2 separate regions of the Homo sapiens genome follow, and region 1 is linked to region 2. A link is an interaction called in ENCODE POLR2A ChIA-PET data of the cell type or tissue named here. Cell type or tissue: OCI-LY7. All regions are shown on one strand.

Evidence for each region. Peaks named below come from ENCODE experiments on the same cell type or tissue, not always from the same donor. Only the 100,000 strongest peaks of a DNase experiment are listed, where the experiment ranks them.
Region 1: POLR2A ChIA-PET joins it to region 2 with 6 read pairs; 4 of 35 experiments call an interaction of 5 or more read pairs at or near these places.

The regions. Positions count from the first base shown.
Region 1 is chr12:49,099,794-49,102,293 of GRCh38, reverse strand. It overlaps LMBR1L (limb development membrane protein 1 like), which reads left to right. Exons shown (of 17, transcript NM_018113.4): 10 at 1; 11 at 98-174; 12 at 745-822; 13 at 971-1,044; 14 at 1,648-1,738; 15 at 1,840-1,906. Among named protein-coding and RNA genes, the nearest start is that of DHH, 6.2 kb to the right of the region's middle. In OCI-LY7, no CTCF peak of the experiment used is centred here; no DNase peak of the experiment used is centred here.
Region 2 is chr12:48,859,537-48,862,036 of GRCh38, reverse strand. RND1 (Rho family GTPase 1) reads left to right here. Exons shown (of 5, transcript NM_014470.4): 3 at 1-28; 4 at 906-1,040. Among named protein-coding and RNA genes, the nearest start is that of RND1, 5.1 kb to the left of the region's middle. RefSeq lists a silencer at 2,137-2,431 and an enhancer at 2,137-2,431. In OCI-LY7, no CTCF peak of the experiment used is centred here; no DNase peak of the experiment used is centred here; H3K27ac peaks cover 919 bases.

The DNA.
Region 1 (2,500 bases), 240 kb before region 2:
GGTATGTGGCTTCGTAGGGCTTGGGATACCTGGGTTTCCCCAAGGAGAGTAGCCCCTGGTTCCAGGTGCTTGCTGACAGCCTCCCATCCCTGCACAGAGAAGAGGCGGAAGGCTTCAGCCTGGCAACGGAACCTGGGCTACCCCCTGGCTATGCTGTGCTTGCTGGTGCTGACGGTAGGTATACCAGCCCTAGAGGTGAGGAGTGGACCCTCAGTACTTGAGGCCTTCTCAGGGAGAGGGGAGGCAATGCAGGGACCTGGTTATCATCAGTAATAGTGGTTGCTTCTCACTGAGTGCCTACTTTTATGTCCTGCCTGTGGTGAGCACAAATGTTGAGCACATCAATCCCCATTTTGTAGACGAAGAGACAGAGTTGAGTGACTTGCCCAAAGACACAGGGCCAGTGAGGAGTTGTGCAGGTTTGCCCTGGCATTAAAATAATAAACATTGAAATTCAGTCGATTCCCCTATGGACTCAGTTATAGATCTCATCAGTTGAAGGAAGAGAGATGCCTTTTCCTATTCAGCCTTTTTGCAATCCTTCCATCTAGAGGAGATGTATCTTATAATATCCTCAAAGGCACTCTGTTGCTAATAGCAGCCTTGATGAGGTCCCATATAGCTCATTGGAAGCAGAGCTAGTCTTGGAAACTGAAAATGTTGGACCAGAGTCTGCCCATTCCTTTAGCTCTGGGTCCAGCTGTGGTCTGGGGTGGAATGGGAGTCTGACCTTGCCTCACACAGGGCCTGTCTGTGCTCATTGTGGCCATCCACATCCTGGAGCTGCTCATCGATGAGGCTGCCATGCCCCGAGGCATGCAGGTACCAGGCTGCCCTCCCACCATATCCTTTGGGGAGGGCCTAAGAACAGCTGGGGAGAGGAGGCAGAAGCTGAGGACAGTGGGAAGGCTGGGTGCCGGGTAGTGCTGATGGTGGGGAATGCTCACAGTGATACTGCCCCACTCCTCAGGGTACCTCCTTAGGCCAGGTCTCCTTCTCCAAGCTGGGCTCCTTTGGTGCCGTCATTCAGGTTGTACTCATCTTGTATCCTTCTGGAAACCCATCATTGCCTCTGTTCAGCAAACCTGTCTCCTGGGACTCTAGACCGAGCACTTCTTGGACTTTGTCTCCTTTGGGACTCTGAGCAACGCTGATGGGAAGTGGGGCAAGTTTTCATCAACCTCAGGTTCAGAAAGAAGGAAAAGACTTAATTTGAAAGGAGGGCTGGTGGTTCAGTAGAATCTGATCAGAAGAAAATAAAAAGAGGCCAGGTGCAGTGGCTCACACCTGTAATCCTAGCACTTTGGGAGGCTGAGGCGGGTAGATTGCTTGAGTTTAGGATTTCAAGACCAGCCTGAGCAACATGGTGAAACCCGGCCTCTACAAAAAGTACAAAAAATTAGCCAGACGTGGTGGTGCGTGCTTGCATTCCCAGCTACGTGGGAGGCTGACGTGGGAAGATCGCTTAAGCCCAGAAGGTCAAGGTTGCAGTGAGCTGAAATCGCACCACTGCACTCCAGCCTGGGTGACAAAGTGAGACCCTGTCTCAAAAAAAAAAAAAGAAGTGGGCTGGGAGAGAGCTCTGTTCCCTTTGAGATGAGTTATTAATTCTTGGAGCCAGCCAGTTCTTCCTTAATGCAGTGGCAGTTACCTAATGGTGTCCTCAGTTGTGGGCTTCTATAGCTCTCCACTCTTCCGGAGCCTGCGGCCCAGATGGCACGACACTGCCATGACGCAGGTAGCTGGGAGGGAGTAAGGGAAGCTCCCGGGGGGTGTGGATGGGCACTAGGTGCCTGCAGCTCTTCCACCCTCACCTCTCCTTTCCCTGCTTCCACCCAGATAATTGGGAACTGTGTCTGTCTCCTGGTCCTAAGCTCAGCACTTCCTGTCTTCTCTCGAACCCTGGGTAAGTATTGAAAGGAGGAGATAAAGGAATTGGATTTTTTTGAGTACTTACTGATGCAAAGCAGGCACTTTATATACATAATTTCTCTAATTCCCACAACAAACCCATGAGTAGGTATTATCCGCATTATACAGATGAGGAAAGCAAGGCTCTGTAAAGTGCCTACACTGAGCTTCAGGGTCAAAGTACATACTTTTTACATTTGCTACATCCCACTGCCTCTCATTTACTTCTACTTTTTGGTCAGGGAGCACACTTTTCTAAATCTTTCTCCTGGGTGAATAATCTAGTAAATGTTCCTATTTGAAAGACAATAAACAGAGAAGCTACCTGATTAACCCAGATTATACAGCTGGCTTGAGGCAAGGTCAAGTCAGTCTAGGACCCTTGTCTCCTGAACCCCAGGCTAGTGCTTTCTCTATACACTGGTGTGTCAGATAATAAACTCACTCCTTCTCCTGCCTTTAGAGCTATATCTAGAATTAACTGGTTAAAAAGTTCAAGAGTGGCTGGGCGCAGTGGCTCATGCCTGTAATCCCAGCACTTTGGGAGGCCAAGGCGGGCGGATCACCTGAGGTCAGGATTTCGAGACCA
Region 2 (2,500 bases):
AGAGACAGTGGACAGCGCACTCAAGAAGGTAAGACTAGATCAACTCTCTAATCTCTAACTCAGCATGAGGACCAAGAAGGAATCGGGACCTTGTCATGAATGCCCTCTTGTATAACATCAAGAAATGGAAGCCAGGGAAGGAAGAGATTTGCCCAAGGCCACACCATTAGCTACAGCTCTGGGACTGGAACTTGGGTCTCCTTACCCCACTGCCTCCCGCCCTTTTTGTTATCCCATGCTGCCTTGCCAGAGGCCCCGCAAGGGAGGGTGGTATTGAAGACTCAGGAAGCAGAGGACGGAGAGTCAGAGAACCTTTAGGTGATACGGTATGAGGGTCAGGCATGGGACCTTTTGGAGGCAGCTTCTATAGACCCTGATCCCAGTCCCACTGAGAATGGGCAAGCCAGGCAGGTCTGAGCTGAGCTGCTGGTATGAAATGCTTAGGTCTGGGCAGATCCACCAATGCTGAGGAGTCCTAGGAAACCTTGTGTATCTAGCATAGTATAGAAGATGCTGGGATCATGTTCTTCCCTTGAGAAGAGACTGGTTGGCTTCCCCCTGGCATTCTGGACTTGTGAGGCCCTTTGGGGTGAGGGGGCAGATCCATGCCTATATGGTTGGCAGAGAGTGGGAGGAGAATTGCCCTTGTGCCCTCTCTGGTGACTGAGCCATAGACTGGGGGAACAGGCTCCTGGGTCAGCACTCTGGGGGCCCCAAAGGCCTCATGGGCAGGAAAATGATGTAATTAGTGCAACGGTGATGCTGTGACTCAGAGGGAGGACTGGGCTGGTGATGAGTGAGGTGATGTGTGTGACGTTGCCAGCCAAGCTTCTCCTGGTATCTGTCTGCCACTAACTCTCCTTCCTTCCTCCTTCTCCTACCCTTCTTCCTGCTCCACCCCTCAGTGGAGGACAGAAATCCTAGATTATTGTCCCAGCACCCGCGTTTTGCTCATTGGCTGCAAGACAGACCTGCGAACAGACCTGAGTACTCTGATGGAGCTGTCCCACCAGAAGCAGGCGCCCATCTCCTATGAGCAGGTGTGTGCGCATGCAAGTGCATGTCGTGGGGTGGAGTGAGGAAGGCTAGAGGCAGACAGCTTGAAATATGGCCCTGGCTCAAATTCTTCCACTATGGCAAGAGAGAATTGCTGTTATAATTAGCAAATGAGTCACCTGGAGAGAGGTGGTGGGCACCTGCTTACCCAGATGTATGCTGTCAGTTAGCAGGTGAGTTATTCCTGTGTGTGCCCACATTTCTAAGATTGTATTCTGACCACCTGCGTTAGAATCATTAGAGGTGTTTGTTAGAATTTCACACACACAAAAAAAAGAGGCCAGGTGCAAGGTGGCTCATGCCTGTAATTCCAGAACTTTGGGAGGCTGAGGCAGGAGGATAGCTTGAGCCCAGGAGTTTGAGATAAGCCTGGGCAACAAAGCAAGACTGTCTCTACCAAAAAAAAAAAAAAAAAAAAAAAAATAGCTGGGTGTGGTGGTGAGTGCCTGTAGTCACAGCTACTCAGGATGCTGAGGTGGGAGGACCGCTGCTTGAGCCCAGGAGGTTGAGGCTGCAAGGAGCTGTGATCATGCCACTGCACTCCAGCCTGAGTGACAGAGTGAGACCCTGTCTCAAAAAAAAAGAAAAGGAGGAGGGGCACTGGGTGCGGTGGCTCACGCCTGTAATCCCAGCACTTGAGAGGCCAAGGCCGATGGATCACTTGAGCTCAGGAATTCAGGACTAGCCTGGCCAACATGGCAAAACGCTGTCTCTACTAAAAATACCAAAAGTAGCTGGGTGTGGTGGCATGCACCCGTAATCCCAGCTACTCAGGAGGCTGAGGCAGGAGAATCGCTTGAACCTGGGAGATGGAGGTTGCAGTTAGCTGAGATTGTGCCACTGCACTCCCACCTGGGCGACAGAGTGAGAGACTCTGTCTCAAGGAAAAAAAAAAAAAAAAAAGGCCAGGTGTGGTGGCTCATGCCTGTAATCCCAGCACTTTGGGAGACGGAGGCAGGTGGATCACTTCAGGTCAGGAGTTCAAGACCAGCCTGGCCAACGTGGTGAAACCCCGTCTCTACAAAAAATACAAAAAATTAGCCAGGTATGGTGGTGCACACCTGTAATCCCTGGGCAACAGAGTGAGACTCTATTTCAAGAAAAAAAAGTGTGATCTGCCTAGGTTGGAGTGCAGTGGCACAATAGTTGTTTATGCAGCCTTGACCTCCCGGACTCAAGTGATCCTCCCTCCTGTCTCCCTAGTAGCTGGGACTATAGGTATGGGCCCCACGCCTAGCTAATCTTTTAACATTTTTTGTAGAGACAAGGTCTCAGTATGTTTCCGGGGTTGTTCTTGAACTCCTGACATCAAGTGATTCTCCTACCTTGGCCTCCCAAAGTGCTGGGATTACAGTTGTGAGTCACCACACCTGGCCTGGAATCTGCATTTTTTATAAGACCCCTGGATAATTTCTTATGTGCATGAGAGCATAGGGTTGGGGGA